Linked DNA regions of Homo sapiens: region 1 is linked to region 2. Evidence: read pairs that join two places in POLR2A ChIA-PET (ENCODE). Cell type or tissue: endothelial cell of umbilical vein. All regions are shown on one strand. Links, peaks and the distances in the headings refer to the core of each region. The heading gives the core; the rest is flanking DNA.

Region 1 (9,348 bases), core at 3,282-7,281, 170 kb after region 2:
GAGGTCAAATATTGTATGAGTCAATTTATATGAAATATCTAGAATATGCAGTAAAAACATGAGTGGTTATCAGGGGCTGTGGAGAGGGGGAATAAGGAAAGACTGCTAACAGGCTGGAAGTTTCCTTCAGGGGATAAGAAAAAAGTGTTCTAAAATTAGATAGTGGTGATGGTTGCACAACCTTGTGAATATACTAAAAATCACTGGACCGTATGCTTTAAAAGGGTAAATTTTATCTCAATTTGTATACACACAAAAGTAACATGACAGACTGGGAGGAAAATAGATTTTTTGTAAGTCAACACACAGGAGGAGAAAAGCATAAGGAAAAAAGATCCTTTGAGTAACACTGATCTAGAGCAACCAGGCAGCCCATATCTGAATCCCCACTACAGCCTTCTGACAAGCTTTCCTTCTTTTCTTTTCTTTCGTTTTCTTTGTTTTTTCTATCTTTCCTTCTTTTTCTTTCTTTTTTCCTTTCTTTTTCTTTCTCTCTCCTTCCTTTCTCTCTTTCTTCCTTCCTTCTTTCTCTCTCTCTTCCTTCCTTCCTCTTTCTTTCTTTTCTTTCTTTCTTTCTCTCTCTCTCTCTTTTTCTTCCCCTTCCTTCCTTCCTTCTTTTCTTTTGAGACAGTCTTGCTCTGTCACCAGGCTGGAGTGCAGTGGCACAATCTTGGCTCACTGCAAGCTCTGCCTCCTGGGTTCAAGTGATTCTCCTGCCTCAGCCTCCCAAGTAGCTGGGACTACAGGCATGCACCACCACACCCAGCTAATTTTTGTATTTTTAGTAGAAACAGGGTTTCACCATCTTGGCCAGGATGGTCTCGATCTCTTGACCTCGTGATCCACCTGCCTTGGCCTCCCAAAGTGCTGGTACTACAAGCGTGAGCCACCACACCCGGCCAACAAGCTGTTTTGTTAGAATAATGCCACTTCCTTAGGCCCTCAGCCAATCTACAGACAGCCCTCACCCGTTAGACAGTTCTTCCTTACCTATCTGGAATCTTCCACCTCCTGATTTTCTAGATGGTCCTTTCCAGAGCAAAATTAGCAAGTCTAGTCTATTTTTCCACTTTCTAAACAGGTAAGGCTGGGCTCGGTGGCTCACGCCTGTAATCCCAGCACTTTGGGAGGCCAAGGTGGGTGGATTACCTGAGGTCAGGAGTTCGAGACCAGCCTGACCAACATGGTGAAACCGCGTCTCTACTAAAAACACAAAAATTAGCCAGGCGTGGTGGCATGCGCCTGTAGTCCCAGCTACTCGGGAGGCCGAGACAGGAGAATTGCTTGAACCCAGGAGGTGGAGGTTGCAGTGAGCCGAGATTATGCCACTGCACTCCAGCCTGGGTGACAGAGTGAGACTCAGTCTCAAAAATAAATAAATAAAAAGTAAAATATAATAAACAGGTGAAATAGCATTATTTAGACTGAGTGTTCTTTTCTCCATGTGAAACATCCCCTCTTTCTCTGACATGGTTTTTAAGACCATTTTGGCTGCTCCTACATTTATATGCTTTGCTCTGCTACATTCTTTTTATAAGAATGGCCCCAGGAAATGAATGAAATACTCCAGGCTTGGTCTGACTCATGCAGAGTAGACCAGCACTATCACCTTCTATAATTCTATTAATGCAGCTAAACATTACATTCTTTTTGTCTTTTGGCACCCACATCATACTATACATGCATTCTGAATTAACTGACCACTTAAATACCTAAGTCTTTTCCACTCATGCTGCTTTTAATCTCTGCCTCCCAAGAACTATGCTTGTAAAGTTGATTAGAATAAAATTTCAAGTGTATGATCTTACCTTATTATTTCATTTCATTAGAATCAGTCCACTGCTCCAATTTATAAGAACCATTTTGGAGCCTGATTCTATGACTCAATGCAGTTACTACATCTTCCAACTTTATAAAGGCACATAATTGATCAATGTATCTTCTATTTCTTTAAACGAGTTATTTGTTAAATGTAAAATAACATAAAATTAATGGTAAGCCACAATGCTTTCTTTTTAGAAAGTTTCCTCCAGATTAATATCAAACCACTTATCAGAAACCTTTATAACCAGTAGCAATCCAGCCTAGACTCTTCGTTTTGCTGACAGATGTCTGGTGAGTGTCCTTATCAAAACACCTGGCCAAAGTCCACAGATACTGGATCTACTGCACCGCACTGAGCTCTCTATCCAGACATCTTCCCAAAGGAGAACAGGATGTTGTTATGACATGGTTTGTTCTTATTGAACCTGAAGGCTCTCTGGACCTCTGCTTACTCATCCAAGTAACTATAAAACAGCTTAAAATGTCATTTTTTTTTCTGAGATGGTATTTTGCTCTGTCACCAGGCTGGAGTGCAGTGGCGCAATCTCAGCTCACTGCACCCTCTGCCTCCCAGCCTCAAGCGATTCTCCTGCCTCAGCCTCCCAAGTAGCTGGGATTACAGGCGTGCACCACCATGCTCAGCTAATTTTTGTATTTTTAGTAGAGATGGGGTTTCACCATGTTGGCCAGGATGGTCTCATCTCTTGACCTCATGATCCGACCGCCCAAAGTGCTGGGAGTATAGACGTGAGCCACTGCGTGCCCGGCCTCTTTTTTTTTTCTATTTTAAAATTTTTATTTATTTATTTAGACAGAATCTTGTTCTGTCGCCCAGTCTGGAATGCAGTGGCACAATCTTGGCTCACTGCAACCCGCACCTCCCCGGCTCAAGTGATTCTCTTGCCTCAGCCTCCTGAGTAGCTGGGATTACATGTGTACACAATCACGCCCGGCTAATTTTTGTACTTTTAGTAGAGACAGGGTTTGGCCATTTTGGACAGGCTGGTCTCAAACTCCTGACCTCAAATGATCCACCCTCCTCGGCCTCCCAAAGTGTTGAGATTATAGGCGTGAGCCACAGTGCCCAGCCGTCATTCATTTTTAAAGTGTGTAATATATTAACATTCAAATAGTTCATAATACTAGACAATTTTTTTCCTACTCCAATCCCCATCCCCTATAGTGAACCACATTTATTGTTTCTTTCTTTCATGCTTCCTGTGTTTTTTTTTCAGGCAAATTCAAACAATTATGTATTATGTATACACACACACACACACACACCCCAACTTTCTTACACAAAAGATATAATCAAAGCATCTTTGAAAATAATCTGTGTTCTCACTTATAAATGGGAGCTAAATGATGAGAACACATGGACACATAGCGGGTAACGACACACACTGGGGCCGGTGGGGGTGGTGGAGGGAGAGAGAGCATCAGGAAGAATAGCTAATGGATGCTGGGCTTAATACCTAGGTGATGGGTTGTTATGTGCAGCAAACCACCATGGCACACATTTACCTATGTAACAAACCTGCACATCCTGTACATGTACCCTGGAACTTAAAAGTTGAAGAAAAAAATAAAATAATCTGTTCCAGATTCTTGTCCCAGAACAATCCTGAGCTTCCTACTGTACAGGATCTATCTTCCACCCTTTGTAGAATAAGAAACCATTTGCCTGCTTTGAATCATCTGATCTCTTCGAAGCAAATCCTCAAACATCACTGGTGGCAGCTTACTGTCCTCATTATCAAGCTCAATGAGGATGTAATCCATCTGGGCCAGGGGATGTGAACACAGAATAGCCTTGACACATCTGGAGCTGTAGCTATTTCCTATCACTGTTCTTACCCCTTTAGGTCTGAAGATAATTAATCTTTTCCTGCTTTCAGGCAAAGGGATCAGAAGTCCAAAACCTACCCTCCAAATGTCCATCAGAAGTCAGATCCCTTCGACTCTATCAGAGCACACATCCCATATGGATCAAAGAACTCAGACAAGACTCCAGTACATGGTGGACAGCATTTATCAAAATAAAACGTGAAACCACTCAGTGAAACCGCTAACAGTTCTCTTTGCGTTTGGATGCAACGTGCCCGTTGTTCTGCCACTGGAAGTAGAGAGGAATCTGCTTCTTTGAGTATGAACACCCAAACCTCAGCATATTACACAGCATGTTACATCTTCTGATTCCCTTCACAATTCTTAGAGTCACTGAGAGAGGTAGGGCTGGGGTTATGGCTTCTATCTGACAGAAGTCTGAGACTTAGTGGGCTTAAAAATGTTACATAGGACTTCAGATTTAAAACAGTAAGAAATTAAAAAAAAAGTGGGAAAATTCAGTCCATTTTAAAACTTATTTAGCTACAGTAATCAAGGCTGTGTGGTATTGGTAGAAGGATAGGTACATAGATTAATGGAAGGGAATAGAGAATAGAGAAAGGCCTGCAAATGGACCTTCACAATTAAGTTCAACTGATTTTTAACCAAGATATTAAATGACAGCCTTTTCAATAAATGGTACTAAGAGCAATTAGATATCCATAAGGAAAAAATGAACCGCAACCTAAGACTCATTATGCAAAAATTAAGTCAAAATGGCTAGCTGCAGTGGCTCAAGCCTGTAATCCCAGCACTTTGGGAGGCTGAGGCAGGCAAATCACTTGGGTCAGGAGTTGAGGACCAGCCTGGCCAACATGGTGAAACCCCATCTCTACTAAAAATACAAAAATAACTGGGCATGGTGGCGCGTACCTGTACTCCCAGCTACTCGGGAGGCTGAGGCAGGAGAATTACCTGAACCTGGGAGGCAGAGATTGCAGTGAGCCGGGATTGCACCACTGCACTCCAGCCTAGGCAACAGAGCAAGAAGACTCCGTCTCAAAAAAGAAAAAAAAAAACTCAAAATGGCTCATAGGTTTAAATGTAAGACTATAAAACTTAAAAGAAAATCTTCAGAATTGAGAGCTAGGCAAAGATTTCTTAGGTTTGACACCAAACGCACAATCCATAAAAAGAACAATTGATAAACTGGACTCATCGAAATTAAAAATAAAACAAAAACAAAAAAGATCTTAGAGATTTAAAAGTCTGGTAAATAAATTTCATCAGGATGGTTGGAATATAGAGGTGAGGAAATCTGGAATGTGGAGCAAAATGACAAAGAAATATAAAAAGAAGGGAGAAAACAAGAAAATTAGAAAATCAATTCAGGAGAACCAATATCCAAATTATAGAAATTTCAGAAAAAGGGGAAAAAAATGAAACTAAAAAATCCCCCAGAATGCAAGGATATGAGTTTCTAGATTGAAAGGGACCACAAACACCTAACATAATAAATAAATGCATACACAAAGGCATATCATGAAATTTCAGAACATTAGAAACAAAGAGAAAATTTGTAAATTTCCTGGTAGAATATATGGGTCACTCCCAACGGACTAGGCATTAGAATGACTTAGGATTTCCCAAGAGCAACACTGAAAGCTAAAATATAGTAGAACGGTGCTTTAAAAAATCTAAATGAAATGATTTCCAACTCAGAATTCTGTACTCAAACTATGATGTGCGAACATAAAATAAAGATACTTCTAGAATTGAAAGTTGTTTTTTTTTTTTTTTTTTTTTTTTTGAGACGGAGTCTAGCTCTGTCACCAGGCTGGAGTGTAGTGGCGTGATGTTGGCTCACTGTAACCTCCGCCTTCTGGGTTCAAGCGATTCTCCTGCCTCAGCTTCCTGAATAGCTGGGATTACAGGCACGCACTGCCATGCCCAGCTAATTTTTGTATTTTTAGTAGACAAGGGTTTCCACCATGTTGGCCAGGATGGTCTCCATCTCCTGACCTCGTGATCTGCCCACCTTGGCCGCCCAAAGTGCTGGGATTACGGGCATGAGCCACCGTGCCCGGCCTAGACCTGAAAGTTCAAAAAAATTTATCTACCATGTATCAAAAAGCTACTGAGGCTGGGCATAGTGGCTCATGCCTGTAATCCCAGCACTTTGGGAGGCTGAGATGGGAGGATCACTTGAGCTCAAGAGTGTGAGACCAGCCTGGGCAACATAGCAAGACCTTGTCTCTAAGGAAAAAAAAAAAAAATAGCTGGGTCTGGTGGCATGTGCCTATAGTCCCAGCTAGTGGGGAAGCTGAGGTAGGAGAATTGCTTGAGACCAGGAGATGGCGGCTGCAGTGAGCTATGATTGTGCCACTACGCTCCAGCTTGGGTAACTGAGACCCCATCTCAAAAGAGAAAAAAAAAAAGATACTGGAGGATCGGCTCCAACAAAATGAGGAAGTTAGCCAAAAAAGGAATTACGGGTTCTAACAAAAAAGAGAGGCAAAGGAAATGTCCAGGAAATTCCAAGATTCGACTGTAAATTAGTCAGAGAATAATCAGCCGAGGTTCCTCAGTCAGAAGACTGAGGGAGAAATCTTGAAGATGATAAAACAGACACCATTAAATGCGTCTAAAAAATTCAAAAAATGGTTTACACAACTTAAGGAAAATTGGGAATTAAACTGTTAAAAAGTACAAAGAAAACTCAGACCAAGAGAGGAAAAACAAGACCATTAATAATTTTAGTGAAAGCAAAGTTACATAGGAAAGGCATAGGAATCATAGTCCACCAGGAATTCAGTTGAAATAGTTTTCTTATATAATAATGTAAAAACTAATATTCATATAAACTACATATTGCCAAAGTTTACTGGTGTTTTCAAAGAATGGAAGATGAGAATACTGCAAGTATTTGGGGAGAGAGGCAAGCAGCAAGTAAGTGACAGTTACGTCTTTACTTCCCATAGGAGATAATGCCTAAAATGGAAGAAAAATCAAGAACTAGCAATATTAGCATGTTATTTAGAAAGACATCAAAAGAATCACCTAAAGAGGTTGCCGCTGGGACCTTGTAATGGCATAGGAGTTCCCCTTGGGGAATTGCTTGACGTTTTTTGTAACAAGCTTAGTTCACCTATTTGAATATTAAAGCTTTGAAAGAATATAAACTAAAAACAAAACTCTCACAGCTAATACGCCTCTGGGCCAAAACTTGAACCTGTGTGATTTAACTCTTAATCAGGCCCATTAATTTGTGAGCTCCTCATGGGCCTGTGCTTCTTAGTTCCTCCACTACAATGCCTGCCTAGCCCAAGTAAGCTCTCAGTGTGTTTTTAAATAAGGAGGAGAAAGTGAAATCATGGGATTGCTTTTGTAACACAAGTAAATGAGCAAGAAGGGCATTCCAGATAGAGGAAACAGCAGAAGCAAAGACAGGAAACAAAGCGTGTGAGAGCTGAACAAGCATGGGCAAGGAGGGAGGAAGACAAATAATGAGAAGCAGCCAGAAAACCCACTGCGTGTGTGAAGGAAGATACAGCAAGAACAGGAATCTGGAGCTATGTGCAGGGGAGTGGAAGGCATTGGTGCCTTACAGACAGGCCCACGTGGTCTTGACTGTATGTATATGGCCCTTGGGAGTTGGCTGGTTTGTTGTGCAGTGCTGACAGTTCCTTCCCAAATAGTTTTGGCTTTCTAAAATCTAGAGTAGTGCCAGGCTCTCTAACACTCTGAGTACTTTCAGAAGTCCAACTGCAGCCTAACTAGTTACTCTAAGCAGCCACTGAAAAGGCCACATAGGGTGAACAGGGGCAAGCGGAGCCTGATGGGATACCTACAATGCCACCCTCTCCATTGTTGGATCCCTTTCTGCTCTTTAAAAAGCATTAAAATCCAGGGCATAAAAGGAATCATCATCTCTAGGTGAACATATGTATCTGCTATTACCATTATTCAAATACTAATTTCTTCCAAAGTTTATTAAGCATTTACTTCATGTCAAGCAGTATGTTGGAGCATACAATTTCTGATTTTAAATAACTTACTTCCTGATAGCAGAACTGCTTACAATATAACAGGTTAAGCAATATAATTGGTATAAAACAAAAGCACTGTGGAAGCACAAAGGAATAAAAGGCTATATATTCAAAGTTTCTTATGTATAATTATGTATAATATTACATATTATTATATTATTAGGTATAATATTATGTATAATGTCAAACAGAGGTAAAAGAAAGATGCTACTCTAACAAATTCCCATATACTCATAATTCTGCTTTGATCACCATCAACTCTTGACCAATCTTATTTATCTTCTAAACTCACTCATTGTTCTAAGGACATTATATTATTTCCTCCATATATATTTCAGCATGGACTCTTTCTTTAAACATATAAATCTGCATCTTGAAAAATGAGTAAGTTTTAAGAATTGAAGTCTAATTAACATAACAAAATGTGCAGATTTTAAGGTGTTCAATTGAGTTCTGACACATATATACCCTGTGTAACCACTATCTAAAACAACACACAGAACATTTCCACGGCCTAGAAAGTCCCCGTATACCCATTTCTAGTCAACTTCCCACCCCTGAATAACCACGTTCTGATTTCTATCTCCACAGATAATGTTGCCTGTTCTTGGACTTCTATAAATAGATTCATAGAGTATATATGAGGTTTCTAGGTTTTGGTCTAGGTTTCCAGGCCAAAAAAGGGGGAAAGCATTCCAGGTCGAAAGAACTACATGTAAAAATATTAAGTTGTATAAGGATATGTTCACAGGATTTTGAAGAGCTCAGGAGGGTTGAACTGAGACTGGGGATTGGTAACAGAGAGAGAGAGAGACAAGACCAGAAGAAGAGGCTCATTGGAAAGTTAGGCTTTCTGGATTAAATATCACAGTTAATTTCTGGGAACCATGTTGTTAAGTAAGCTTTTCCCAATGCCCAAAATGACTTTTCTGACCTAAAAACTGGTCAGTTCTCTCAAAATGCTTTTTCCTCTGCCCTCCAGCTGAGAGTGACCAAGGCAAGGGCGGTGTCCTATATCCCATGGCTGTTGAGTCCCATTTTGTACAGAGGCCTCTGTACCATCTCAGGGAAGGGAACAAACCCCGCTTGGCTTTCTTATGAGAGGGTACAATCTCTGCCTCCATTTTAAACAGTCCCAAGTCCAAGGGGCAGCCTTACCATTATCTGGATTTCTCTCTTGCACACCTGGAGATCATGCTCATTGTTGACAAACATGCGTTTCAAGGCACATTTCATCCCATTGCTTGTCCTCACCAGAAATACAATAGCAAATCCACCTGTGAGAGAAACACACACAAGCTCTTTTGAGTCAATGTTCAAAAAGTCAGCCACATAACTGTGGTGGCTGGAGGTTGCCACTGTCACTGCTAATGGTACTAATGCCACTGCCAGCCAGCCTTTAGGGCTAGCCTGTTGTAGAACACATTCTTAGATTCTCAGAACTTGGAGATATTACTTGTGGGAGTGGGTGGCAAGAGTCAGAGAAATTGTTCCCAAACACCTATCTTAGGATAACAAAAGAATAGTAATTATTTTCCAAATAACCTACAAATAAACAGATAAATGGGTAGTACTACATTACAAGTACTATCCTATGTACTTTTTTTTTTTTTTTTTTGAGACAGGGTTTCCCTCTGTGGCCCAGACT
Region 2 (9,348 bases), core at 2,415-6,414:
TGTGAAAAAAACTGAATCTGAACTAGTTCCCACCACTGTGACTGCATCAGCTAGAGTCCACTAAAGGAGGATACAATCTAGCTTATTTGAAAACAGAAGCCTGTCGAGGATTGTTTGCAGATTGTCCAGAGCTGCCAAATTCTAAGCACATCCAGAAAAACTCACTCCTAAACTCTCTCTTTTTTAAGAAATCTAAGTCTGATAGTAAAAGTAAAAATGTAAGCCAGATGATAAAAATGAAAGTTGGTAAAAACATAAAAATGTAAGCCGGATGGTAAATGATTTAAAGATTAAAGATGTATATGAATGTGTTAAAACTATTTAAATGCTAATGATATAAAATTGTTTTTAAGACAATTTATAGACTCTACTTTTTTTTAAAGATTAATGCGGCAGGGCTGGGTGGCTCACGCCTGTAATCCCAGCAACTTGGAGGCCAAGGCGAGTGGATCACATGAGGTAAGGAGTTCAAGACCAGCCTGGGCAACACGCTGAAACTCCGTCTCCACAAAAATACCAAAATTAGCCAGGCATGATGGCAGGTGCCTGCAATCGCAGCTACTCAGGCGGCTGAAGCAGGAGAATTGCTTGAACCTGGGAGGCAGAGGTTGCAGTGAGCTGAGATCGTGCCACTGCACTCTAGCCTGGGCAACAGAGCAAGACTCCGTCTCAAAAAAAAAAAAAAAAAAAAGATTAAGTAATGCAATATTAAATTCACTGTTTTTAATAATGTAACTCAACAACAGCATTCAACTTTAATAATACTTCTAACTCCAATCTCCTTGGTTTATAATGGCTCACTATATGAATCTTGAGAGCTTAAGAACATTTTGGCTGGGCACAGTGGCTCACACCTGTAATCCCGACACTTTGGGAGGCCGAGGCGGGCGGATCACGAGGTCAGGAGTTCAAGACCAGCCTAACCAACATGGTGAAACCCCGTCTCTACTAAAAATAAAAATAAAAAAAAAAAAATAGCCAGCTGTGGTGGCACGTGCCTGTAGTCTCAGCTACTCGGGAGGCTGAGGCACGAGAATAGCTTGAACCTGGGAGGCAGAGGTTGCAGTGAACCTAGACTGCACCACTGCACTCCAGCCTGGGCAACAGAGCAAGACTCCGTCTCAAAAAAACAAACAAAGAAACAAACAAAAAAGTAACAGAGCTAGAAGAAGGAAGGGGATTAGCCTCAGACATACCTGATGAGGAAAATGGGAGCTAAGAAGTTGAACCTGTCAGTTTCATAGCCCTGTCCCTTGATAGCACTACTAGCCCAAGACATTCCACCTGCGGGGATACCGGGTTAACTGTAATCTTGGGGTGCCCGAGACAATACTGGCAGCAATTCATCAGGTACACAGGGCATGTTCACAAGGGAGGCATTCACAACTCACAATGATGCTTGTTAGAGCAGAAATCGTTAGTCTGACCTCTATTTTCAGGTCTTTGACTTGTCTTATCAAAACTCCCAATAAACAGTTTTTTGTTTTTTGTTTTTTTGAAACAGAGTCTCGCTTTGTCGCCAAGGCTGGCGCCATCTCAGCTCACTGCAACCTCCACCTCCCAGGTTCCAGCAATTCTCCTGCCTCAGCCTCCCAAGTAGCTGGAATTACAGTGGCCGCCGCCATGCCCGGCTAATTTTTTGTATTTTTAGTAGAGATGGGGTTTCGCCATGTTGGCTAGGCTGGTCTCGAACTCCTGACCTCAGGTGATCCACTCGCCTCAGCCTCCCAAAGTGCTAGGATTACAGGCATAAGCCACTGCACCCGGCCTAAACTCCCAATAAACAGTTCTTAAGTAAGGTAATGACAAAAGCCTAATATCAACTTTCCGCCACTCTTCAGTAATTGCTCTAAGAGCACACACAGTAGCTGTATAAGCATAGATTCTCTACCCCCAAATCAGCATGCACTTCACAAGTGTAAGCTTTCTTACTAATGGAATATACTTGGAATAAAATAACTCCATAACTGAAGCAGATGCTTGAACCTACAGGCATCATTCTCAATAAATGGCAACTTAAATTCAATGACAAAAAAGCAATTATGAGCACCTTGCTAACAAAATTTCAGAAGCAATCTGGATCACAGACTAGACACACCTGGTTGAAAGCAATGTAGCTGCAAATACAGACTGTTAAACCTTACTGAAAAGAAAACTGACTCGTCAAATTATTAAAATTCCTATGTCTGGTTGCATTTATGTCCTTATGAATACTAAATTTTATTTTTATATATTTTATCATTTGACAGCTGCAATATTTTGGGACCCTAAACATTGTAACTTATCAGTGATAAGTGTTCAAATTCATTCTCTAAACTTAAAACTTCTGAATCAAAATCTACCTACAATGTCACTTAAACTCTAAATTTTATTTTTCTTATAATGCTAGTCACAAATTAATTCATCACCATCATTAAAAATTCAAAGTAGGCCAGGAGCAGTGGCTCACATCTGTAATCCCAGCACTGTGGGAAGAGAGGCAGAGGTTACTTGAGCTCAGGAGTTCGAAACCAGCCAGGGCAACATACCAAGACCCTGTCTCTATTAAAATTTGAAATAAATAAATAAATATTAAAACTATACAGATGCTACAGAATTGTGAAAATCTCTCCTTTCTGTCTCCACACAGGTTCCAACCCCTTTCTCAGAGATAACTACTGTTATTCCCATACACACACTCCCAGTCCTTCAGCTATAAATTTTTCTACAGGCCAGGCACAGTAGCAGATACCTGTAATCCCAGCACTTTCGTAGGCCAAGGCGGGAGGATCATGGGCAGGAGTTTGAGATCAGCCTGGGCAATACAGGGAGACCCTGCCTCTACCAAAAATAAAAAATTAGGCATGGTGGTGCATGCCTGTAGTCCCAGATACTTGGAAGGCTGAGGTGAGAGAATCACTTGAGCCCAGGGGTTCAAGGTTGCAGTGAACTAGTCAATATTATAATTATGGAATCACATTCTACATTTAAGATTTCTTTAAAATTAAGTATTATTTGAGATACATTTTCTTTTTTCTTTTCACCAGGGGTCTGCTCTGTCGCCCAGGCTGGAGTACAGTGGCACAATCCCAGCTCATTAAAACCACCACCTCCTGGACTCAAGTGATCCCCTCATCTCAGCCTCCCAAGTAGCTGGGACCACAGGCACATGCTAATGTGCCTGTAATTTATTTATTTATTTACTTATTTATTTTTAATTTTTGAGATGGAGTTTTGCTCTTGTCGCCAAGGCTGGAGTATAGTGATGCGATCTTGGCTCACTGCAACCTGTCTCCCAGGTTCAAGCAATTCTCCTGCCTCAGCCTCTGGAGTAGCTGGGATTACAGACGTAAGCTACCACGCCCAGTTATTTTTTTATTTCTTGTAGAAATGAGGTCTTACTACATTGCCCAGGCTGGTCTCGAACTCCTGGACTCAAGCGATCCTCTTGTTTCGGCCTCCCAAAGTGCTGGGATTACAGGCATGAGCCAATGCATCCAGCCAAGGTACATCTTCTACAATCCTAAAAGCACATATAAAGGCCAGATGCCGTGGCTCACGCCTGTAATCCCAGCAATTTGGGAGGCTGAGGAGGGTGGATCACTTGAGGTCAGGAGTTCGAGATCAGCCTGGCCAACATGGTGAAACCCCGTCTCCATTAAAAATACAAAATTCCTAGCCAGGCATGGTGACGCGTGCCTGTCCCAGCTACTCAGGAGGCTGAGGCAGAAGAATCACTTGAGCCCAGGAGGTGGGGCAGAGGGTGAAGTGGGCCGAGATTGCGCCACTGCACTCCAGGCTGGGCGACACAGTGAGACTCTGTCTCAAAAAAATAAAAAATGTAAAAGTAAAATAAAATAAATCACACATACAAAAATAACATATGGAGTGAAACAATTAAGACTTTCAATTATTTGTGTGTTTAATTGGTTCATGTCTCCCCTACTTTACTGTAACTATTGCCACTAGAAGGGGCTCCATGACACGTCTCTTGCACATTTAACATTCTGGAGCTCAAATCACTAGTTAAGTCATGACATCTCTATACATTCCCTCACAGTCAACCTATGTCATCATCTTTCTTGAGAAAAAAAAGCATGTACTTCCTGCTCACAATCTTCAAATATTCCATCTCTCTCTCTTCTGACCATTCACATCAGACTACAATTTTTCATCATACTGCCAAGTCAAACCCTCTGGGTCCACTGTGCTCTGACTCCTAGTCTCTGAGCATCTCTACACTGAACTATGACAGCCAAGGAGAACTCATCTATCCTATCCATTTCGGTCCACTTTCGGATGGGCCCTCCGAACTGCTGACCAATCCTATTAATTCATCACTTGCTTAACTTTCAAACTTCTCCCAGATATTATTTTAGAGTCTAAGCTACATACTACTCTCAAATCCTCATTTTCTCTTCCCAGCTTCTTTTTCATTTTTGGTAGATTCTTACTTTATAGAATTAAAGTCTTTTTTTTTTTTAGACAGAGTCTCGTTCTGTCACCCAGGCTGGAGGGCAGTGGCGCTATCTCAGCTCACTGCAACCTCCACCTCCTGAGTTCAAGCGATTCTCCCGCCTCAGCCTCTTGAGCAGCAGCTGGGATTACAGGCGTGTGTTACCACGCCTGGCTAATTTTTGTATTTTTAGCAGTGACAGGGTTTCACCACGCTGGCCAGGCTGGTCTCGAACTCCTGACCTCAGGTGATCTGCCCGCCTCGGCCTCCCAAAGTGCTGGGATTATAGGCGTGAGCCACTGCGCCTGGCCAGAATTAAAGTCTTCATTTTCTTTTTTTGTTTTTAAAATATAGAGACAAGGTCTCAATATGCTGTCCGGGCTGGTATCAAACTCCAAGCCTCAAGTGATCCTCCCACCTCAGCCTCCCAAAATGCTGAGTTCACAAGCATGAGTCACTGCCCCTCACCCATCTTCTTTTCAACAGTTTAACAATATATAAATACTTCTCATCCTTCCTTGTAATCTCAAGAGAGACATATTACACATACTACTCTCTGAAGCTAGCCTCTCCCCTACTTGTAACTTTTTTTTTTTTTTTTAACAGTCCTGCTCTGTCACCCAGTACCCAGGCTGGAGTGCAGCAGCACAATCATAGCTCACTGCAGCCTCAAACTCCTGGACTCAATCCTCCCACCTCAGTCTTCTAAGTAGACTGGACTACAGGTATGCACCACCATGCCTGGCTAATTTTTTTTTTTTTAATAGAGATGGGATCTCACTATGTTGCCCGGGCTGATCTTGAACTCCTAGCGTCAAGCAATCCTCCTGCCTCAGCTTCCTGAGTGGCTGGGATTACAGGTGTAAGCCAAAACACTGGCTACTTATAACTCTTTTTTTTTTTTTTAATTGAGACAGAGTGTCACTCAGTCACCCAGGCTGGGGTACAGTGGCGTGTTCTCAGCTCACTGCAACCTTCACCTCCCAGGTCCAAGCACTTCTCCTCCCTTAGCCTCCCAAGTAGCTGGGATTACAGGTGCGTACCACAACAGCTGGCTAATTTTTGTATTTTTAGTAGAGATGGGGCTTCGCTATGTTGGCCAGGCTGGTCTCAAACTCCTGACCTCAAGTGATTCGCCCACCTCAGCCTCCCAAAATGCTGGTATTACCAGAGGGAACCCCACACTGGGCCTTACTCCTAACTCTTGATGAGTGTTTCTCCAACTTTGTAAATACAGAACTCTTTTGTTAACATCAAAATATTCTGAGGCTCCTTCACAACAATGGGTTAAATTTTTATTATTCAATGATCTAGAACAATCTTTATTCAACTTACAGACAAAGTTATAAGCATATGAATAAGCAATGAACACCCTGTAACAACTTCAGGGCTTGTAGGTCAGGAACCACAGCTCTAGAATTCAACTTCTCAACACTCCCAGGGGACCTCAATCCCAAAATCCTCTTCTTTTTCATATTACTTGCAGCCCTCCTCCTAAACACAAACTGAGACCCTTCTGCCTTGACATATGCAATTTCTCTAATAATTTCTTCATAACCATATCCAATTAACTTCTCTGCAGTATTACATATGAATGACCTTTTTCTACTTTTATAGACTCTGTTCAAGGCAATATACTACTTTGGAACTCTTCTGCCTTTAACCACTGTTCCTTGGTCTGTTTTCCTGGCACTTCTATTTCCTCCTTCATCTGGTAGTAGTTCTCAAACTATTTCCGCCTCCATTCACTGACGGTTAACATATGCCATTAATGATTACCTCTCACAGTATACTAATACTCTACAAGTTGAGTAAAAGTCCTGCCCCATCACCCAGAACATTCCTGAACCTAACACAGAAACCCAAACCCCAGAGCTCTCCAGTCTCTAAATTTCTACTCATTCTACTTGTGGTCTATGACATGGCAATGAACAAGGACTGTGTATTTTCACCTGAAGCTGTTGCATGTGCATTCATTTTCTTTCCTCTGATCAGGCAGCAATTTCTTGAAGGCAACTCTCTTATTTTAGTCATCTCTGCAAAGGGCAGAGTGCCAAGTATAAAGCCATCATTTCAAATACCTGCAAGTATCTTCTAACACTTTCTAGGCACCTGAAATATACGGTCAAAAAATTCTCAAACCACAGAAACAGAACACTATTTCACCGGATGCTAAAAAGGAATGAAGTAAAGAAAGGTTTCATAATTAAAGGTTTAAGAACTACCTGGTTAAAGTTAGGTATATATTTAGAACTTTCTGGAACCTTTAATCTTGCTAATTGTGAATCTCCAAGAGCAGAATTTCCCAAACTTGTGTTACAAAACCCTTTCCCGCCTTCTACTGCTCATTACCAGAACCTATTAACCTCCATTTCCAGGGGACAATTGAAGAAATGCTTATTAAGCAATTATTTTCTCTCACAACTTCTTCATATCCAGTATATGTAAGGATATGTTAATAGTACTGGTTTTATGACCAATCCTAGCAGCCAATCTCAGCATCCCTCAATTATCTCCAAAGCCATTAGACAGTATAATTACAAAAAACTTTTGAAAAATTCATTTTAGGATACTTTAAAATTGCAAGTTCCTTTACTGCTTTTAAAAAGGATCTCATTTGCAAACATTCCATTTATTTATTTATTTATTTACTTATTTATTTATTTATTTTGAGACAGTCTCTCACTCTTGTCGCCCAGGCTGGAGTAGAATGGCACTATCTCAGCTCACTGCAACCTCCACCTCCTGGGTTCAAGAGATTCTCCTGCCTCGGGCTTCCGAGTAACTAGGATTACAGGCATGCGCCACTACGCCCGGCTAATTTTTTTGGATTTTTAGTAGAGACAGGGTTTCACCATGTTGGTCAGGCTGGTCTCAAACTCCTGACCTCAGGTGATCCACCCACCTCAGCCTCCCAAAGTGCTGGGATTGCAGGCGTGAGCCACCGCGCCCATCCCCAAAATTCCATTTTATATACACCGTCGAATCAGAAGGGTATAACTTCACATTTATAAAAACAATAGCAAAATCTGTTAAAAGCTAGGGATAGCTTAAGTGACTTGACACTCAGCAAAACCAAAAATAATGCAAATAAAAAGGACAAAGTATATTCCAAACTACCAAGAAAAAGGAAGATAAAATAAATTTGGAAAATAGACACACTATTCTTCTCTGGGAGATTCTCAATGCTTATTATTAATACATTAAAGATTCCAAGAAATCCTCCAATCAAAAAACAAAACAAAACATTACCACGCGATTTAATATGTTGCTTCCCAAATTTACTGGACCAGAGGATCTTTTTTCCTAACACTTATTAACATCCCAATACAAGCTGGTAAACATATCAATTTTATCAGTATATCTGATTGAAAAAAAGCACATCAGAATCTTCAATCCTCATTCTTCTGCTTCAACAATGCACAACGTTGAAATAAAATAATCTTTTAGGCAAATTTAACTAGGGCCGGGTAAGGTGGCTCACTCCTGTAATCCCAGCACTTTGGGAGGCTGTGGTAGGTGGATTACCTGAGGTCAGCAGACCAGTCTGGTCAACATGGTGAAACCCCACCTCTACCAAAAATGCAAAAATTAGCCAGGTGTGGTGGTACACCCCTGTAATCCCAGCTACTCGGGAGGTTGAACCCCGGAGACAGAGGCTGCAGTGAGCCAAGATCATGCCGCTGCACTCCAGCCTGGGCGACAGAGAGAGGCCCCGTCACAAAAAAAAAAAAAAAAAAAGAAAAAAGAAAGAAAGAAAAGAAAGAAGAGAAAGAAAGAAAGAGAGAGAAAGAAGAAAGAAAGAAAAAGAAAGAAAGAAAGAAAAGAAAAGAAAGAAGGAAAGAAAGAGAAAAACTTAACTAGATAGCAAGTAATCAGAAAGTAAGCTTCCAGATTTTCCCATCTAGTCTAATTTTCACTCCATTTCTCTGCTCAGGAATTTTAGTTCAATGACTAAGATGTGGGAGGAAAATAATGACACTCATCTTCTTATCTTTCAGAATTTACATTAGAGAGAAAATAAATTCTGAACCCTATCCCTAGAATCAGGCAAAACCGTGGTATGACTTAAAAGCAGGACCTCAGAAATGCCTCAAATATTCACTTTTTATTTCTTCAATACCTGTTTCCTCAGCCGTAAAACTCTATGGAATGGAGACACAAACTATGTGAAAACTCCCAACATTTAGTCTCCACCCTAAAGGTATCTCCCTTATCTGAACCTGATTTCCATATCTGATTTATTTATTTATATTTATTTATCATTTTTGAGATGGAGTTTTGCTCTTTTTTACCCAGGCTGGATTACAATGGCGCGATCCCGGCTCACTGCAACCTCCACCTCCTGGGTTCAAGCAATTCTCCTGCCTCAGCCTCCCGAGTAGCTGGGATTACAGGCGCGTACCACCACGCCCAGCTAATTTTGTATTTTTAGTAGACATGGAGTTTCACCACGTTGGCCAGGCTAGTCTTGAACTCCTGAGCTCAGGTGATCCACCTGCCTCGGCCTCCCAAAGTGCTGAGATTATAGGCGGGAGCCACCACGCCCAGCGCTGATTTATTTATTTATTTATTTTTTTTTCAGTAAGTACTTTGACTACGTTTTTTTCTTGGAACATGATGAAATGACCTGCAACCAGAATGTTGAGTACTTGATGAGGCACACCCCTCATCATTCAGGAACAGTTAACTACCAAATGAAGCACACTGGAGATTGACCAGTTTGCAAATTCACTACTTCACAGCTCCAAACTAAATGCAAAACCATTCTACTAAGTAGACACTGCAAAAGTCTGATTCTGAAGTCAGCTCTACTCTAATAATTTCAGTAAGCTATTTATAGGTGTTTCTGTTTTTATGTGGGTTTTTTTTTAATCTACTCTAAATTTAAACCTGCTCCTCATTTTCAGAAG

What was found. ChIA-PET counts read pairs that join two places held together with the same protein. Peaks named below come from ENCODE experiments on the same cell type or tissue, not always from the same donor. Only the 100,000 strongest peaks of a DNase experiment are listed, where the experiment ranks them.
Region 1: POLR2A ChIA-PET joins it to region 2 with 5 read pairs; 7 of 35 experiments call an interaction of 5 or more read pairs at or near these places.

What each region holds. Positions count from the first base shown.
Region 1 is chr2:69,548,002-69,557,349 of GRCh38, forward strand. AAK1 (AP2 associated kinase 1) reads right to left here. Exons shown (of 22, transcript NM_014911.5): 3 at 8,859-8,977. Among named protein-coding and RNA genes, the nearest start is that of SNORA36C, 33 kb to the left of the region's middle. In endothelial cell of umbilical vein, for the core only: no CTCF peak of the experiment used is centred there; a DNase peak (open chromatin) is centred at 7,110; H3K27ac peaks cover 1,337 bases.
Region 2 is chr2:69,376,537-69,385,884 of GRCh38, forward strand. The region is part of intron 1 of GFPT1 (glutamine--fructose-6-phosphate transaminase 1); the gene reads right to left. Among named protein-coding and RNA genes, the nearest start is that of GFPT1, 6.0 kb to the right of the region's middle. RefSeq lists an enhancer at 4,935-4,984. In endothelial cell of umbilical vein, for the core only: no CTCF peak of the experiment used is centred there; no DNase peak of the experiment used is centred there.